2 separate regions of the Homo sapiens genome follow, and region 2 is linked to region 1. Evidence: read pairs that join two places in POLR2A ChIA-PET (ENCODE). Cell type or tissue: Panc1. All regions are shown on one strand. Each heading gives the region's core, and the rest is flanking DNA. Links, peaks and the distances in the headings are about the cores only.

Region 1 (10,435 bases), core at 2,072-7,071:
ACCCAGCCGAAACTCAGTCAGTAGAAGTGGAAGAAAAATAATGATGTGTGTGTGTGTGTATGTGTGTGTGTGTGTATGTGTGTGTGTGTAATGTTTCTCTCTTCTGTGCGAGAGAAGAGAGAACATTACATAAACTATAACACTCCCAAGTTCCTTCTGGTTGGGAAGTTTTAAAGTCAAATTCGATCTAGATTGAGTTTTAAGGGAGTCTTTCAATGCTAAAATATAACAAAGCATTTATGAAAGCTTATCTACATACAAATGGTTTATACCTTCAAAGGATATTTTGTTCTTTCTAACATTCAACAATCCTGACCATTTCAATAGGCCATATGCAGAAAGTATAATCCTCCTTTCCCTACTTTATTATTTCTGATAGTGATAACACAGACCAAAGGATCATCAAAATTGGGCCCTGGATTTTTTATATTCTTCAAAGGGAGATATCAAGATAAAGTATACACTTTTAAAATCAGCTTATCACTGACAAGTCACTCTTTAGACTACTAAAGTTGCAAGAACTTCCACAAACATCATTTACTGTTTATAGAAAAAATTTAATTGTTATGGTAAGAAGACAATAATAATGTAAGACTATTCAGAATTGTTGACAGGCATAATTTACAAGACATTATGCAGTACTTTGCAACTCCATCACCTCTCAATCATTTGAGTTCCGATTGTCCACCCTGTGTATGGTTGAAATCTTTTGCGACTGCTTGTCCTATTAGACCCAGAGGTCCTTTCTCCAGACTCTCTAGGGCATTGTTTCTCAAACTGGTTTTATGCAGAGTACTAGCCTTCAGGATGGTGGAAGAGACATAGATCAGAGTGATTGAAACCATATTGGTTATGGGCATTAGCTTTAGATGGATCAATGACAAGGTATGCAATGGACCCAGGATACCGATTAATCCAGTTCCATGAACACGATGTCAAAAACATTTGTGAAGTAGACTTCAATGCAGATATTGTCCTAGCTCTGGCATTTCCACCTCCCTGATTTTTAAATAAGGTACCCTCTCTGATCCTTAGTTTCATTATTTATAAATAAGCATGATAAAACAGTCCCTGTCTTGCTAGTTGTTGTGAGAATAAGATAATGTATGCCAATTTTTTGTTTATGTATTTGTTTACTTGTTTATTGTCTGTCTTCCCTCTACCTCACCCTCAAGGTAAAAATCAGGAATTTTACCTTTTTCATGGAGGTATCTCCAGTGCCAGGAACAATGTGGTGTACATAGCAGAGTTTAACAAATATTTTTAAAATACATAAATAAAAAAACTAGTACATGAAATGTTCTTAGCATGATGCCTGGCAAATAGTATGTGCTCAATAAATATTAACATAAAAAACAACCTACTTCTGTGAGATGTTTCTCAAATAAAGGATTTTGTGCAGTTATATATTAAGAAGACTGAGATATCCTTCAGGGAAGAAATTGGTATAACTTATTTTTAGCTCCATATACCCATGTTATTTGGCCACAAAACCCCTTCTTCCCAGGTATACCTGTTAATTAACATTCTGTAACATTAGTGTACCATTGAACATATTTTGGGAAATAATGAATTAGCCTAATGTCCCTATTTTAGAGGTAAGATGCCCAGATATTAAATGGTTTGCTTAAGTCAAGTAACCAGCAGCAGAAATTCCAAAACTAGAGGCAAAGCTCCCATTTCCCGAGCCTGTGTCTTTACCCAGCCAGGTGAGGAGTGGTGTGTGGGCAGTGACATTGTATGTCAGCATTAGAAGGTAATTTAAATCTCACCTGCATTTTTCAGCATTGAGGCCTGTATCAGACACTACTGCTGACCCACCTCATATCCTTTTTTTGGTTAATGGGGGCCTCTTTGACACCTGAGCGTAATATACCTGCTGGCCAGCCTTCAGGAATGTGCAACCTGGAAGTAGAAGGGTCTTAACACCCTACAGGGCAACCCTTGGCCAAAAGAGGATGAAAGTTAATGGGTAAATGTTTTCTCCTCTTCTGCAGGCAGATAACTCTGAGACGCACTCTGTGTCCTTTGAGAGTCCTGGTAGGATCAATCCCAGTTGCCCACATCATTGACATAGGCCACAACTGAGCAACGTGGCAGTATAGGCAAACTTTCCAAATTCCCAGCTTTTCTCCTTTCCAGTCATTCTGCCTTTTCCCAGGTGTGTTACTCTTTCGCTTACTATTGAAAACAGCTGTGTCATCTCTTGTGCGCCCATTAAGCAGGTGCCATGTTTCACACCAAAGGTGGCTGCGATTCGGCAGGCGGGGGTGTAAAATAGGAAATAACGTCTAAATATAAATCGGACTAGAATGGAGGAGGCTTCTAACAGATGAGAGGTGCTACGACGCTCAGTGCTCTGTTGATTTTTTTCTCGTGAGTTTTCAAGGATTTGGCGAAGGCATGAGTATAATGTGTTTACAAACATACTCTGTGTTTATGATGCCTGGTTTTTCTGTTATGCTGAATAAAAACAGGGAGCTACTCTTGGTTTGGGAAAACAGTGCAAGCTGAGGTAGTTTCCACAATGTTTCAGCAACTCATTGAGTAACCTACCAGAGCCCCAGAGCTTTGAGCTGTAAGCCTGTTTTACTGCTCTCAGCCCCCAAGGCAAGAAAGGGAGGCAGTGTAGCTTTATTAGTTAAACTGCGGAAACAAATAGACCCCCAAATTCCAGTTTATTTCTAGCTCATGTGATAATATAATCCAGGTGCTCTTGTTCAGCAGTTTTCTTCTGTTGTGACTCAGAGACCTGGACTTTTCCACAATGTGCTTCTGTTGTTCCCTGGAGCCTTGTGGTCTCGGCATTGAGCTGGCAAAAGAGGAAGTTGTGAAGCAAGCATTTTCAGCCCACAGGTGACACTCAAAACCAAAATGCATATCCCACTGGCAAAAACTAGTCACATGGCTCCCCCTGGAAGCAAGGAGGGTTGGGAAATGTAGTGACCAGCTAGGTAGAGACTTCCCAGCAACAACTGTGTTCTGTGGAAGGTGAAGCACCACTGTAGGGGAGCATCTAGCCATCTCTGCCAGGTACATTTGTCAGGAATGCCAGTTCTAGAGCCTGGTGGACCTGGATTCAGACCCCAGTATGCCATTGACTAGCCCTGTGAATGTGGGCACATTATTTCACTTCTCTGACCCCCTCTCCTCATATGCAAAATGATGATAATGGAAGAATCTGTCTCGCAATGTTGTCATGGGGTTTAAATGAGATCGTGTACATACGACTCTTGTCACAGTACCTGGCACATAATGAGCGCTCAGTAAATGGTAGCTGTTTATTATTATTATTAGAGATGAGGTCTCACTCTGTCACCCAGGCTGGAGTGCAATGGGGTAATCATAGCTCACTGCACCCATGAACTCCTGGGCTCAAGTGATCCTCCTGCCTCAGTCTCCTAAGAAGCTGGGACTATAGACACACACCACCACATCTGGCTAATTTTTTTAAAAAATTTTTTGTAGAGAAGGGGGTCTTGCTATGTTGCCCAGACTGGTCTTGAACTCTTGGCTTCAAGTGATGCTCCCGCCTTGGCCTCCCAAAGTGCTAGGATTATAGGCATGAGACACTGTGCTTGGTCTGTTTTCATTATTAACTATGAAGCAATGCTGCTATCTCACTCGGTGAGATGTGTCAGTTTCCTTCGGTTTGCAAGAGACTACACAAGTTATCTCAGTTAATTTGAATTTGGTTTTTTTAGAGACACAGAAAATAAGAGCAGGAAAAAAAAATCTAAGCAGCCAAACAGCCAGCTTATTGGCATCAGAACACTGCATAGGTGACATGAAGGGCTCTAATTGTGGGACAATAGTCCTGGAAGCTCAGGAGCACCTGTCCAGAGGACATTGGCTGCCCCACCCACAGGACTCAGCTCTTCTCTGGCTCAGCATCTTTCTTTCCTGCTGCTTCTGACTGGCCTCTCTGCTTTTCTCAGCATCTCCAGGTTTCTTCTCATTCACAGCTTCTATGAGCTTTTTGTGCATCTTGGCTTCTTTGCCATTGTGTTTTCTGCGAGTCTCTGTTGATGTCTTATGCTCAGACACTGTGAAAGGATTTGTTAGACAGACCTTATACAATAAAGGGCACCTGTCGTTGGTCAGAACCCAGAGCCAGTCCACCCAGGATATCAATGGTTACTTTTCTTCCGGGTGTAAATCTGACTCAACAAGCTGTGACTACCATAGTGGGGATATAGCATACAAACATCATGACGTGGTGTAAGAAAATGCTTCAGTGCCTCCTTGTTGAGAAAGGAACAGTGCTTAGAGCCGACACTCACAATATGAATAACAAGGTAAATCATTAAACATTTCACTGGTGAAAATCTTCAAATTTATTATCTGCCTTCAATTTGCCATGGATTTGCTTGGTTTCCTAAATCTTCTTAGGATGAATGCTTAAAAGTGAAGTATATACCTTCTTACCCCATCTGAAAAAAGAAAAAAAAATGAAGTATGCAAGTCACTGTCACTTAACTGGTATCCCTGGCTAAAGTTTGTCTGCATTGGGCTGGACACGGTGGCTCATGCCTGTAATCCCAGCACTTTGAGAGGCTGAGGCGGGCAGATCATGAGGTCAGGAGTTCAAGACCAGCCTGACCAATACGGTGATGAAACTCCCTCTCTACTAAAAATACAAAAAATTAGCCGGGCATGATGGTGAGTGCCTGTAATCCCAGCTACTTGGGAGGCTGAGGCAGGAGAATCACTTGAACCCGGGAGGTGGAAGTTGCAGTGAGCCCAGATCGCGCCACTGCACTCCAGCCTGGGCTACAGAGCGATACTCTGTCTCAAAAAAAAAAGAAAAAAAGTTTGTCTGCATCTACCCAACTTCCACACTTCTACCAGAGTTCTTATCCCCATGTAAGTCTGGTTATTTTACTTTCTTACTTAAAACTCTGAATTGGTTCCTTTCTAGGTATAATATAAAGCCCTGACTTCTGAGCCTGCTGCCCTTACTCATTTTCTACCCTTCTGTGCACTACCCTTCCACCAATGTCCCACCACACTGAATTTTCTCCATTCTCTTTCACACTTTTGTGATCACACATATGCTGTTCTCTGGTTGGAATGCTATTCCCTACCCCATCACCCCTTGGTAAATGCCCATCTATCCTTTAACACCCAACTCAATCGACACCTTCTCTCAGAAGCTTTCCCTGATCTGCCAGTCTCCGCCTCCCCCTCCCCCGACACACCCCTATGGCTGGATGAAATCACGTGTCCCTTCACCAGATCCCCATACCCCATAAACAGACCCCATTGGTGGTGTTGATTATTTTATATCCTGGTTATCCAAGTGTCCGTCTCCCAGGCACAACTGTGAGCCTCAAAGGCAGAGAACATGACTTATTCGTCCTTTACACTGCCAGGGCTCAAGAGCACATCCGTCTTCTTTAGCCCCCAATACCTGGATGTTAAATTTTATTGGAATTCAAAACCCTGCTGCCACAGAGGGATCTGGAATATGAAAACAAAATCCACTCATTCTCCTGTGTGTGTTTCCTATGCAGGATCTTTACTTCTGAAGAATCATTTTATGGTCAACCACACTTAATCTATTCTACAGAGTACGAAAGAGAAACTAGTCTACATTTTCCATAAAGTAACATGGCAAGAGGTCCCATTCCTAGGTCTAGGAGAAGCGTTTGATTTGCTATAAACCAGGTGATTTTCAAATGTCCTCTCTTATGATTTTTCTCTTCATGTAAGTGTCATCATCCAGGGAGCAATGACGTTGTGAAGATGCATTAATTGGAGACGTGGGCTGGAATGTTTGAAGCCACATTTCTCCACATACACACAGAGTCTCTTCAGGCTTTTGAAAATCAACTTCTTATTCTTGGGCCTCTTTTCTCCAGAGGGACTCTCCCAATTTGGACTCTTTCAGAGAAGCTGGCATTTGGAAATGTGTGCGGAGCTGGGATGGTTGTCACAATGATGGTTGTCGCAATTATTTAGTGGGTGGGAGCCAGGGATGCTCATACCATACAATGCATGGGACCATCATACAGATCAAATGTTGTCCCACCCAGTGGGAACAGCCCTCTAGGTGAGAACTATTGAGTTAAGGGATATGTTTAAAGTCCAAATGGAAGCTCCTGTCTCAGTTTTAAGGACTTCTGACTCAAATAAATTCATAGTTATTTCTTCTATGTCGAAAGTGTGTGCTTATATCAAATTCACTGGAAACCACAGACTTTTAAAAGAATCAACAGGAAAAAGCATTTAGCATGCCATCTTGCTAGTGAAAAAAAGACAGAACAGTGGAATAAAATGGCCCTTTCTTTGAAATGCATTTAATTTAATAAAACACGAAATTAAAGGTAGGATAGTCTCGTCCCTATTGCAAAATAACCTGCAGAGTGAAAACTGAGACATGCACAATTTCATTAACCTTCCATTCATAATGCATAATGCATGGAAAATGCCATTTTAACATCCAACTGAACAAGGCTATTTCCATGCCTTGAGAGGGTTTCACATATTAGCATTATTTGTCAGTGAGGATACAGGAAACAGTATGAAGAAAAAAGGTCCTGGTCACACAAAGCGTTTATCCTTTTCATAGTCTATTTTTTGAATGAAGATATTTTTCTTATTATATAGTGTTTTATCTCTTTGTTAAACATTCTTAGCAGCATACAGAAAAGCATGTCAGTAAAATTTGGAAATTTTGTTAAATCCTGACTCAGAGTGTGTAGCATCATTGAACGTTAGAACTTCAGAACTTCAAAGGTCCTGGAGATCACAAGCTTCAGAGATCATGGAGTCCATAGGATCATGGATTCCTATTTTGTAGATCAGAAAACTGAGGCTCAGGGAAATTAGTGACAGTGGAGGTGATAGCTCACTAGGGCCCGGGAGAGAAAACAGAGCTGGATAGGTTTGCTTTGTGAGTTCTCAGTGTCTTCTCATTGCAAACTGTCTTCAGTGTACCTTTAATTATTTTCTGAATAGACTAACGGCAGTTCAAAACCCTGCTCATTTTATAGCATTCCTTAGCTGTTAGTACTATTATAATGACCAAAAAAGAGAAAGAAAAATTGGGGCAAAAATGAACAACCTTGCAATTTATAAAACTGCAAAACATAACTGTTATAGGAAAGGGGTCCCAATCCAGACCCCAAGAGAGGGTTCTTGGATCTCCCACAAGAAGGAATTCAGGGTAAGTCCACAGTGCAAAGTGAAGGCAAGCTTATTAAGAAAGTAAAGGAATGAAAGAATGGCTACTCCTAGACAGAGAAGTCCTGAGGGCTGCTGGTTGCCCATTTTTAGGACTATTTCTTGAAGATCTGCTAAGCAAGGGGTGGGTTATTCATGCCTCCCCTTTTTGGACCATATAGGGTAACTTCTTGATGTTGCCATGGCATTTGTAAACTGTCATGGCTCTGGTGGGAGTGTAGCAGTGCGGATGACCAGAGGTCACCCTCATTGCCATTTGTGTTTTGGTGGGTTTTGGCTGGCTCCTTTATTGCAACCTATTTTAATGGCAACAAAAGCCAAAATTGACAAATGGGATCTAATTAAACTAAAGAGCTTCTGCACAGCAAAAGAAACTACCATCAGAGTGAACAGGCAACTCACAAAATGGGAGAAAATTTTCGCAACCTACTCATCTGACAAAGGGCTAATATCCAGAATCTACAATGAACTCAAACAAATTTACAAGAAAAAAACAAACAACCCCATCAAAAAGTGGGCGAAGGTATCAACAAGGTCTTTATGACCTGAATTTTGTGCTGACCTCCTATCTCATCCTGTGACTTAGAATGCCTCAACCATTTGGGAATGCAGCCCAGTAGATTTCAGCCTCATTTTACCCACTTCCTGTTTAAGATGGAGTTGCTCTGGTTCACATGCCTCTGACATAACCACCTAACATTTGAAAAGTGTGTCATATTTTATTAAAATATTGTGTTGCATTGAAATACAGTCATTGCGCAAGGATGCAGCATCATTTACTTTCTCCGGCTTTAATGTGTTGGAACAAGCCAAGCACATCCCTTGGTGCCCACCTCTTCCTCCATCCCCCAACATGTCACTTGCAAATGAATTGTACACCTAACATTTGCTTTGTGCAAGGAATTTTAAACCCAGGAAACAATACAGTATGTTTTAGTATATTATAGCAATAGGCTTCAAGTTTAATGAGCTTTGGGTCTAAATGTAGCAATTAGGAAGTCTCTTCAAGCTTATAAAATGAGATTCTACCCAAGTTTATAAGCAGGTACAATAACACTTGGAATGTAACTGTGTCAGGTATCTGAGAGGCTTTTTTCGAGCATATGTAGAACAAATTGCCTACGTAATACTCCTCCTTCCTTCCCAGTGTTTTGTTCCACAAACACTGACACTGGAACAAAATGTCCCTATCTGACAGGTATTGCAACATTTTGGTAATTAGCTTAAAATACAGCTGATTTGTCCTCCTGCTGCCTTCCCCTATGGCAACCAGTATCTGAAAGCTTGTTTTAAAGCCATTCAACAAGCACAAAGAACCATACCTGTTGCATCTGATTTCCTCCCCATTAAATCAGGATGAAGAATTTAGTAAAAACTGCTTATGCACAGATACTCCAGTGACTGCATGGAAGATAAGACTGTGAGGCTGCTGGCATTTTCACCACTTCTAGCTGGTTGTCAGTGGCATCTTGGCTTTTCTCTCAATGGCAGTGAGCCAAATAGCCCAGTGACCTCGGCCTTTCACCTAAGGGTCCTTAGTGTACCAGACCTTTCCCCTGTAACAAAGCCCATTGCTACTTTTGTAACCATGGTGGACGCTATCGGTTGGCTATTCAACTGACCTTCACAGCCCCCATCTTCCTTAAGGTTGAAATAGGCAGTTACTTGTATTCTCTCAGCCTCCCTTGCTGCCAGGCAGTCATGTGACACAGGTCTAAACAATGACACATAAGGTAAGGTGTATTGAGGTGCTTCTGGGAAACCTCTTCTTCCTTAATGGAGAAGTGGTTTGACACCGTAAGGGCTCTGGAGCTGAACTGCCAGAGTTTAAGTCCCAGTTCTATCACTTCTTGCCTGTGTCATACTGAGAAAGTTAATTCTGCTTTTTATGCTTTGTTTTTTTTAATCGGCTGTAGAATTAAAACCTACAAAGTGCTCAGGATAGCACCTGACATAAAGTAAATGCCGAGAAAATGTTAGTTACTATTATAGTTAATAAAAAAAAAAAAAGGCATGTGATGAGCATTCTGCTTCCTGCTTTTGGAAACGGCTTTGTGAGGTTAGGATGCCTGGAGTTATGGCAACCATTTTGTGACCAAAAGGGGACCTGGGACTGCCTAGCTCAAGATTTTCTTAAGTAAACGAACTATAGATATAGTGGATTTTCTGTTACTAGCTGCAGGACAATCCCATCTAATATATATATATATATATATATATGTATATATATATGTATATATGTATACACACACACATATAAAAATTATATAGAAGCAGGAAGCAGAATGCTCATCACATGCCTTCTTTCATATATATATGTATATATACACACATATATACATATATACACACATATACATATATACACACATATATACATATATACACATATATACATATATATACACATATATACGTATATATACACATATATACATATATACATATATATACATATATACACACATATATATACATATATATGAAAAATATATATATAATATATATTTTTTTGTGAGACAAGGTCTCACTCTGTCACCCAAGATAGGGTATGGTGGCATGCTCACAGCTCACTGCAGTCTCCACCTCCTGGGCTCAGGTGATCCTCCACCTCAGCCTCCCAAGTAGCTGGGACTACAGTGTGAGCCACCACGCCCAGCTAATTTTTACTTTTTGTAGAGATGAGGTCTCACTATGTTGCCCAGGCTGGTCTCAAACTCCTGGATTCATGTGATCCTTCCGCCTCAGCCTCCTAAAGTGCTGGGGTAATAGGCGTGAGCCACTGCACTCAGCCATCTTGTCCTTATTAAGCCAGGGTTTAAGCCCTGCCTTCTCTGGTTCTAGCTGCTCTGTTGGCTTTGTTCACCATGTACTGCTTCCTCCTCTAGTAGAGATGAGATGCTCCCTCCTAAGAGGCTCAGACTGATTTTCTTTAATCTGTCCTGGGAGCATTCTTAAATAGACTGTGGGCCTAATAGCAGCCTCATGTGTGGAAATCAGGACTTAATGGGGGGAGGGTGTGTAATTAAGCCCTCGTCCTACTTCAACTGAGCAGGATCTAGTTCTGCAGGCCTTCCTGGCTCCCATAGGGCTGGCTGCAGTATGTAAACATCTTATGGGAGGCAGGGGTCCCAATCTGGCTGCTACTGGGATCTCTCTGAGAGAGGAGAAAGAAAGAAACTGGTCAAGAAGGGAGTTAGGGTGAGTCCTCAGTTGAATTCTTTCAAACAAAAGAACAGCCTGAAAA
Region 2 (10,435 bases), core at 2,458-7,457, 66 kb after region 1:
GGCCGCTTTGGGGGTCACTTCAAATGATGCACAATTTGGAGAGAATTACAATCATTTTGTTGGGAGGTGACAACACCATGAGAGTCTGAGGGGGCAGGAAGAATTAAGGACAGCCTGGCAGGAAGCCATACCACGTTGGTGACCCTTGTTACTGGGACTGTTCCAAAAGACATTCTAAGCTGTTTGCTTCATGAATCCTCTTCCCGGCTCAGAAAGCACAAGTGTGTTTCAGAGTCCCTTCCCAACCTTCTCCCCTTCCTCATGAGCTCTGGGAGCACCCCTCTGCTGGGCTCAGCCTCTGGCAGCTTCCTCAGCCAAGCCCTACAGCATGCCAGGAGGTAAGATCCAAAACACAATTGCAACAGCTATAGCAAAGGCTGAGCAAACAGCCTTGAAATGAGGATGAAAAGCTGAACGGGGGGAGCAGGCAGGCGGTCCGGGAATGACACCAGAATGATAAATCATGGCAAGGAGGCCCCAAGTTCTCCAGACCAAAAGCTTAGCTGGGAGTGATGGTGCCCAGGAAATGGTTAGTCTCCCTGAGCACATACTTGAAGAGTGGCTCCTTCTCTTTTAAAGTAAGGTGTCGATGTCAAGGTTGTTAAGACCACAATGAAACACCACTGGAAGAAAGTGTGAAAACAGGACCATGAAACCTTAGAGTAGGCGGTCAAAGGCTGGTATATTTAAAAAAAATAATTCTTCCTCAGCAACCACTGGTACAGTCTGCTGTACCCTGCTAAGCACCTGGACTTCAGGTTCTACTTATGTTACTGCAAGTTCTAAGCCAGCGTCATCACAGCCGAGAGTCTCTTCTCAGCCAGCTTTGATGGTGGGGCGGCTCCCACGTCTGCAGCTGTGGTCCAGAGGATGTCTATGATGAATACAGAAGTTGCCACGACACTGGGCACAGCCATCTGCAGCATCTCTTTCTTCTTGAAGCATCCTTCTTTTGAGCACCAGTATGTACACAAGCAGTTCCAGTACAGACTGGCATGAGGATGCTCTGGTGGGGGACAGCATGCCATGGGAGCACATAATGAGGGCAACTAACCTAGCCCTGGGAGACGATGAAAGATTTCCCAGAGTCGGTGTTTCTTAAAATAAGACTTTGATGAGTTAGTTGGTTAGGGAGTCTAGGGAGAATGAGAGAAGAGTAGCTTAAAAGAACTGAAAGATTTAGTGTGGCTTGATCATTTGGTAGGAATGTCACCTTGGTTTCTCTCTATTTATTTAAAATACCTCTATGCCATAAATAGTTAGTAAATGATAATGTAATTATCTGTCTCTAACGATTTATCTATCCATCCATTCATCTATTCTGTACCTTGTTCCAAAATGGATATAAGCTGACTTAAAGATGCTTAACTAGAAGTCAGTAGAGAAAATGAGTTAAATGGAATAAGGGTTGGAGTGTGGAATGGAGACAGAGGGAGGTGAATTAGCTAAGTGTATGCCACGAAGTGCCGTGTACTTGCTAGGCGTAACCTGGGTAAGTGTGTGAGGATGCATCTTTTGTAAGATCTCTGTAAGTTTTGATTCCTGCCTGCCTATGATGTTTGAGATCATGTTGCTTACAAATGGAGGGTGGGGAGGAAGAGGGAGGAGAGAGGAATGGATTGGATGCTCACTCACAGTACACTCCCGTCCACTGGTTCCACATGCTCTACTGCTATTCATAGTATTTCTTTTTCAACCAAAACGTAGGAATAATCTGACTGCCAAGCTATTGTGGATAAAATGAAGAGGCTGCCTATGTACAAATCAGTATTCCCTTCTGTTACTGAGAGCCAAGGGGCTAAGGCCTATCCCAGCTGGGTTTTCACATGTGCAGATTAGCAGGGCAGTTTGTTCCTTGAATAGAAAGAAGACAAGATTTATACATCACCCATTCCTCAGAGCATGGAGTCAGTCTGGATGTACTGGTGTTTTATTATGCTGCTTCTGGATTATTTATTTAATATTGTTCCATTAAATTTTAAAGAACACAAGTGGTTTTACAAATAAAACATGAAATGCCAGGGTACAAAAATGGATGGTTAATTTAAAAAAAAAATATTTTTAAGTTTCTGAAGGAACTGAAGTATGATGCCTGTGTGTTTATGCAGGAGAACAGATAATATTTTGTGACTAAAGATCCTTCTAGTCACATTGAGACCTGTGAATACAGAGGCATGGTGCTGCCTAGCAAACTGAGCTCTACCCTAATTTGTCTAAAAACCACAACCTTCCATTCCCGTGCAGAGTAAATGGCTAGACTTCAGCATCTTATGCTAAGTATTCAGGGCACACACATCAAACTTGTCTTTGTTTTCCATGGGGATGGCAAAAGGCTGTGAAACACACTCAAGGGCCCACAACTCTATTGACTGGTTTGGAAACAGGAAGGCCCTGGCTGTGATATTCAACCACATTAAATGACCAGCATTATCCAGAGCCCTGCAACATGAGTTAATTGTGCTTGCCGGGCTTTGAGGCTGAGAACACTGGAGAAAGGCTGTGCGTAATTAGGAGCTGGCCTCATGAAAAGGGCTTCGCTCACACCACATGCCCAGTTTTTGTCCTCAGAGGAGGGTGCCAATCTGAGAAAGGGTGAGCCCCTAGGGATATCCATTTATAAAGAATTTTGAAGATGTGTGACTATCTTGTTACAGTGAATTTGGGGTGGGGAAAAGATTCCTAGTCAGAATTTAGGCCATGCCACTTGCAGGTGATAGACTCATAGAATTCTGCTGGTGACCACCGTGCACAGTGAGATACAGGCTCCTATGCTGAGGGATTGAGATGTGTTTTTCTAATAAATTCTTCCCAGTCCAATGTGAATTGTTTCCAGGTACTTAAATGACTCAACGACTTAATATTTCATTTTAAACCATGCTCTGCACAGGAAACAAGGTTGACATTATTAGGATTTTCAGATTTAACATGTGCCTCATCCAGGTTATTTTCAAACCCTGAGGTGGCATTACAGAAATATTTCTTATAAATGCTAAATAACTCACATTGTTCTTTAGAAAGGCAGAATCAGTCTTTTCAATGGCTTGAAAAAGCCTTGAAATGAGGAGAGTATGGAGAATTTTAGCACTCTTCAGACATAAATATAATCCCTCTGAATGGGGAGCCTCCCGCCCATTTTGTCAGCTTTCATTTGCCAGACCGGAAGTTCCCTTAATTCCTGGGACCCTTTAGCTTGTAATTTTTTCAATAGCCAAATATATTCCCTTTTATGAGGATCCCAATAATCTCAACAAGCTAACAAGCTTTCAGTCCCTCTCTAATCTTGATGTGGTTGTGATCTCCAAGCAGACTCTATTATCTATCATTCAGTTCCACCAATCCGGCTGTGGATTCCTATGCTCAGAGCTCTGAGCAGGCGTAGGTATGCCAAGACCAGCTGTTGTGGCTTAACCATGAGCAAATTCAGGACTAAGCATGTGAAAGGTCCATCTGATTCAATATTCTTGCCTGACAGACAGTAATCTCATCTCTACTTGAAATCCTCACTCTTTGATAAGCGAGTCTGCAACAGCTGGACATCACTAATTACCATACAGGTCTCCCACCCCTCACCCAGTGGCTCTCCTTCTGTCATCTCATATTCCTCACATATCCCTGGTGCAGCTCTCTCCATGATCATCATAACTAGTTGTTTAGATATATTTTTTCTCTGCTGAACTCCTGAAGGCAGGAGCCCTGTCTTATTCATCTTTGTATCTCCATTGTCCCCGATAAATGCTGAAAAGAAATGAGCAATTCTTCTTTCTACTTTAGCACTAATCCACCTCACTCTATCAGTCGGCCAAATCAATCTACTTAACTATTCCATAATTCGATATACATTTCTCCGACTTGTCTGTAAACATATCATAAAAGATTCTGTCCAATAGCCTCCTTAAACCCAAATGTATCCCCCTGATCTTTGGGTTTAATATTTAATATGGCTTGGATGTGTGTCCCCTCCAAATCTCATATTGAAATGTGACCTCAGTGTTGGAGGTGGGGCCTAGTGGGAGGTGTTTGGGTCATGGGGGCAGATCCCTCATGAATGGCTTGGTGTCTTCCACTCAGTAAACAGTCTCACTCTACAACTTCACATGCCATCCAGTTGTTTAAAAGAGTAAGCTAAAAACACAAAAAATTAGTCAGGCATGGTGGCACGTGCCTGTAGTCTCAGCTACTTGGGAGGCTGAGGCAGAAGAATTGCTTGAACCAGGGAGGCAGAGGTTGCAGTGAGCCAAGATTGCGCCACTGCACTCCAGCCTGGGTGACAGAGCGAGACTCTGTCTCAAAAAAAAAAAAAAAAAGAGTAAGTGGCTGGGCGCAGTGGCTCACGCCTGTAATCCCAGCACTTTGGGAGGCCAAGGTGGGCAGATCACTTGAGGTCAGGAGTTCAAGACCAGCCTGGCCAACATGGTGAAAGCCCCTCTCTACTAAAAATACAAAAATTAGCTGGGCATGGTGGCATGATGGCACGACTGTAGTCCCAGCTACTCAGGAGGCTGAGGCAGGAGAATCGCTTGAACCCAAGAGGTGGAGGGTGCAGTGAGTTGACATCATGCCACTGCACTCCAGCCTGGGTGACAAAGTGAGACTCCATCTCAGAAAAAGAGTATGGCACCTCCCCCCACTCCTTGCTCCCTCTCTCACCATGTGACATGCTCTTCCTCTTCTGCCATGACTGGAAGCTTCCTGAGGCCTCGCCAGAAGCATATGTCAGCATCACACTTCTTGTACAGTTTGCAGAAGCATGAGCCAAAATAAACCTCTTTTCTTTATAAATTACCCAACCTCAGGTATTCCTTTATAGCAATGCAAACAACCTAACACCAAATTTCAATGAAAAGTAAAAATGAAGTTAATTTGTGATCATTTATTTTTGGTGAATGCATATTAGAACATAATAATCATGTCTCCCCTTTTCACATATTTTAACAAACTGTTTGATAATCTGTTCCAGAAATTTGCTGGTAGCTAATGTGAAGATTATCAGCCTGTAATTTCCAGAATCTACCTTTGAAATGTGAGGTAACAATTTTCCTTCTGATCTGTGGATATTGATTCTTCGGCAACTTGTTCAAAGACTGTTAAAAGCAGTTCCTCCGTCATCTCTTTAAATTGTTTTGGTTCTCTGGAAAGTAAATTTATCTGATCTTAGAGACTTGAATGCATTTCAAATGGCTAGCTGCTGTCTATATCTTTGCCCTCAATTGGGGCTTCACTCCACCTCTTCAGGACGTGTCCCCACTGACGAAGGGAAACAAAAGTCAATTCATTCCTGCCCATTGAGACACTGTGACTCTGGGATGTGGTATGTGGTGATTGCTAGAAAGAGAGCTGCTGGAGAATCCTGCCAGGTTTTGGCAGAAGTGGATTTACCGTGAAGCTAAGGAAGTTTAAACTTCAGAATCTTCATGAGTTTTGTATTATTTTTCTTAAAATTGGTCTGCCAGACTGTGTAACCCGGATCTGTCCCTGACTCTTGTGTAAGCTCAAACATTGTAACTCTACAGGAGCAGTTCTTATGGGCATTATGATAACCAGCCTATCAAAGCAAGACATGAAAATCTAGGGGTGCTTCATGGGCTAAACAGGAGGCTTAAAATACCCAGTGCTGATATCAACATTTTACCAGGCATTTAGGAAATCCACTTAACCTCATGAGTCTTTCTTTCTTTTTTTTTTTTTCACCCACAATATGAGGATGATAATCCTTATTTTAGTCTTAGTTGACATTGAATATTGACCCATTATGGGTATATGCCACCTTACAACAACTTGGTAAATAAAAATAAATATCTGTTGACATTACATACACACACATACAATAGAAAAATTAACTTGGCAGAATGACCATTTACTCTATGAAGGAATTAATTTAACTGAGTACAGAATAAACAAAAAAATAAGATTTATAGTCAGGAGAACTGATTTCCACAAGCCAGGAAGCAGCAGCTGGTTGAGCACATTTACTCAATCCCTGTAAGTCTTAGTTTCCTCGTTTGGTAAATAGAGATGACAATATCTCCTCACAAAGACACTATGAAAACTGAGATCCTATATACTACAATGTTTCGTAAATTTTGGAAGTAATTTATAAATGTATGGTGTTACTACTACCCTTTAGTCATTAAAATTATGATTGACTTACAAAAGTTCAATGTACACAAAATTTTCTAAAGCACAAACTATACATATTACTGGCATTCATGCAAGGCAGGAGTTAGAAATTTAGTGAATGACAATGCAAATATCAAATGCTATACAAGTTGGGAGCAGTGGCTCACACCTGTAATCCCAGCACTCTGGGAGGCCACTCTAAGCCAGGAGTTCATGACCAGCCTGGCCAACATGGCAAAACCCTGTTTCTACAAAAAAAAAAGACAAAAATTAGCCGGGCATGATGGCGCATGCCTATAGTCCCAGCTACTCGGGAGGCTGAGACAGAGAATCACTTGAACCTGGGAGGAGGAGGTTGCAGTGAGCCAAGATTGCGCCATGGCACTCCAGCCTGGGTGACAGAGCAAGACTATCTCAAAAAAAAAAAAAAAAAGATATACAGATAAATATCAATTTTAAAAATCAATGAGGCCGGGTGCGGTGGCTCACGCCTATCATCCCAGCACTTTGGGAGGCTGAGGCGGGCGGATCACGAGCTCAGGAGATCGAGACCATCTTGGCTAACACGGTGAAACCCCATCTCTACTAAAAATACAAAAAAATTAGCCAGGCGTGGTGGCGGGTGCCTGTAGTCCCAGCTACTCGGGAAGCTGAGGCAGGAGAATGGTGTGAACCCAGGAGGCAGAGCTTGCAGTGAGCCGAGATCGCGCCACTGTACTCCAGCCTGGGCGACAGGGTGAGACTCTACCTCAAAAAAAAAAAAAAAAAAAAAAAAAAAAAAAAAAAAATCAATGAAATATCCTTTTTATAAAGCAAATCTCTCCAGTCCAGACCACACTTCTCTTGTTTTGCAGAGTAGAAATGTTAGTGATGTTGGGAGTTACACTGGGAGTCCAGGATCATAGATTTGTTATCTGACCTTGTCAAAAGATAAACATTCCTGGCCGGGCGCGGTGGCTCACACCTATAATCCCAGCACTTTGGGAGGCCAAGGTGGGTGGATCACCTGAGGTCAGGAGTTCAAGACCAGCCTGGCCAACATAGCAAAACCCCATCTCTACTAAAAATACAAAAATTGGCTGGGCATGGTGGTGAAAAACTGTAATCCCAGCTACTCAGGAGGCTGAGGTGGAAGAATCACTTGAACCTTGCGGGGGGAGGCTACAGTGAGCCGAGATTCTGCCACTGCGCTCCATTCTGGGCAACAGAACAAGATGCCGTTTCAAAAATAAAAAATAAAAAGAAAATAGACATTCCTTCAGTCCCTTTTTTAATGTGCCTCAAAGTCTGGGATATTTTGTTGGTACTACCCCAGACCAGAAAACATCTCTCTAGATTCTCACCGAAGTGCTTATGCCTGAAATTCTGTCTCCTTTTGTTTGCCCCATAATCTTACAAGCTTGCAATTTAAGGATGTCCCTCCATTCAGAAAAACAACCTTGGAGTTGTCAGTTGCCCTTGAGATGCTTAATCTCCTTTGTGACAGAAGGAATTTTGCACCTGTTCCCTTTCAGAAGTTGCCAGAAGATTTGAGAAGCCTTCAAGCCTCTTAGAGTTTTCCAAGCACCTAGCTTGCAGGATTAATCTGTTGAGTTGGAAGGCTATTGCTTGACTTTTCTTAGCTCAGTTTAACAGCAATTTAAACATAGATTCCTCTCCTTACAATCTGTTGTTCTACAAGGAAGGCCTCATTTCACAAAGTCCCATGCATAGTGGAGCTTCTGGGCTCAGTAGAGACAACTGCATTCATTATCGCCAGCCCTGACTTCCAGTTCAGAGAGGAATCCTGTTTCAGTTCATTATCTCTCTGAGTTCCGGCTTCATCAGTCTCCATTAGGAAGTACCTTGCCTTTCCGCCAAGGGGCACCGAAGGTGAGTGGCCCAATTCCCTACCACAGGTGCTGGCTGCCAGCAGCCTCCTCCCTGCTAATCACTTCCCTCTCCACCACCCTGTCTTCTGGAGGCCAAAACCCCATCTTCCTCTTTAGGGAGAATATGTCTTTTCCTCAGAAATCACCCTGACATGCTGGGCCTGAACAGCAGACTCTTTCCGTACCTCCCCATTCCCTTTCATTCAGTGGGCCCCAACCATTTGGCACCAGGGACTGTAAGACAGATTTTCCACAGACAGGGAGTGGGGGCAGTGGGGAGTGGGGAATGGTTTGGGGATAAAACTGTTCCACCTCAGATCATCAGGCATTAGATTCTCATAAGAAGGACGAAACCCAGTTCCCTCACATGCTCAGCTCACAATAGGGTTCGTGCTCCTATGAGAGTCTAATGCCACCGCTGATCTGACAGGAGGCAAAGCTCAGGCAGGAATGCTCACTCATCTGCCACTCACCTCCTGCTGTGCAGCCCAGTTCCAGACAGGCCATGGAACTGGTCCCATGGCCTTGGGCTTGGGGACCCCTGCTTTCATTCATTTGCATATTTTAAAATTCCTGCCATTGAATGTTACCTCACCAGGTCTCTTGTTGCCTCACATAAAACCCTGGTTTCCAAAATGATCCAGACTTGGTGTTTGAGCATCCTCTCTCAGCATCTCTTCCTGATTATTCAACCCATGTCTTTCAAAGAAGAAAAAACAAGGAAATAAAGAAATTAAGACCAATTGTGGACAGAGAGGAAACAATGGAAGAGTAAAAGAAAAACCAAGATGTGGGGTGAGAATCTTAGGACACCGTGAGGGGGTGGGCACTGGACGCTGAATCAGGAACTGTTCCAAGCAGGGCAGAGACTATCAGCTCATGGACCAGAGACATGTTTCTAATTGGCATGAAAATTAGGCTCATCAATCCTTGATTTTATGTAACAATCGAGAAAGTGGAACTAAAATATGCTCATGTTTGTGGACTGGTGGGGCTTTCTCTCATCTTCACTTTTGTCATTTCTTTCCCTCCTCTCAGTTTTCTAAAACAAATTAAAAAACAGACCCTGTTTAGCCAAAACACGTCAAAGATTTGCCAGGAGAAACAGGACACACACATGAGTAGTAGAAAGGCATGTTTGTTTTGTAGATTCTCCAGTCTAAGAATCTAAACACTCCCTCGGCCTTGCACAGGAGAGACTTTATGTCATCCCTTACTGGGTGGCGTCAAGAACCAGAATCTTTTTTTTTTTTTTTTTTTTTTAAGAACCAGAATCTTTGGGATTCATCACACACCCAGTGGAGCAGATCTCCTTCCCCTCACACACCAGCTTTGGTTGTGCTTTCCCTCCCAACAGGCAGCCCCTGTTCTCCTGTTAAAGCACCACCTTCAGGCCTGCACAGAGAGCTGAAGTATCTGGGAATTTCCAACTGGGGGAGGAAGATAGGAGTCATGCCTAAACAACAAATGACTGTTGGTTGCAGGGGTGTAAATGACTTCAGCTCTTTGTTCACCCCTTCCCGATGATGATGACTCTGATGCGTGATCTTCTCTGTCTCCAAGAGTGCCTCTGTGGGACTTTGCTTGATACCTCTCTATACATCCCCCCCTGATCCCACTCCACCACCAAATTTTCCTGGAAATGCTTCCTAATAAATCAATTTATCACATGATTCCTTTTTTCAGAGGCAGCCTCTGAAGAACAAGACACTCTAGAACAGAGCTAAGAGGTTGCAGGGAGGGAAAAGAGAAGAATCTCTAAGAGGTGGTAGGACAGGAGAGGTAGGAGGAAAATGAGAGAGAAGGGCTTGACATATGGACTGAAAGGAGCCTTGATGGACAGCTAAAGAAACATTTTGTACCATCTTCCAGATCCCTTGTGTCTTCTAAGAAGAAGCTGTGTGTGCATACACTCACATGTGGGTGTACGTTTTTCCCTCTCTCTGGTAAAGGACTGCGTTGCATGCCCTTCAGATACAGGCATAACTGAAGAGTTGCATATTATTTTATTCTAAAATATATATTCTTTATACTTTCCTAATTTTGGCAAAAAACAAACACAGGCATACCTCAGACACATTGTGGGTTTGGTTCCAGATAACCACAGTAAAGCAAAGATTGCTAAAAAGCAAATTTTTTCGTTTCCCAGTGCATATAAAAGTTATCTTTACACTATAATGTAGTCTATTCAGTGTAATAGCATTATATCTACATACCTTAAATGTACATACCTTAAATTTAAAAATACCTTATTGCTAAAACATGTTAACTATCATCTGAGCCTTCAGTGAACCATAATCTTTTTGCTGGTGGAGAGTCTTGCCTCTATGTTGATGGCTGCTGACTCATCAGGGTGGTGGTTACTAAAGGATGGGATGGCTGTGGAAATTTCTTAAAATAAGACAATGATGAAGTTTGCCACATCAATTGACTCTTCCTTTCAGGAA

What was found. Peaks named below come from ENCODE experiments on the same cell type or tissue, not always from the same donor. Only the 100,000 strongest peaks of a DNase experiment are listed, where the experiment ranks them.
Region 2: POLR2A ChIA-PET joins it to region 1 with 8 read pairs; 6 of 35 experiments call an interaction of 5 or more read pairs at or near these places.

The regions. Positions count from the first base shown.
Region 1 is chr14:32,021,208-32,031,642 of GRCh38, reverse strand. No RefSeq gene overlaps it. Among named protein-coding and RNA genes, the nearest start is that of ARHGAP5-AS1, 50 kb to the left of the region's middle. RefSeq lists an enhancer at 10,171-10,435. In Panc1, for the core only: no CTCF peak of the experiment used is centred there; a DNase peak (open chromatin) is centred at 4,232.
Region 2 is chr14:31,955,099-31,965,533 of GRCh38, reverse strand. It overlaps the pseudogene ZFAND2AP2. Among named protein-coding and RNA genes, the nearest start is that of LINC02313, 15 kb to the right of the region's middle. In Panc1, for the core only: no CTCF peak of the experiment used is centred there; no DNase peak of the experiment used is centred there.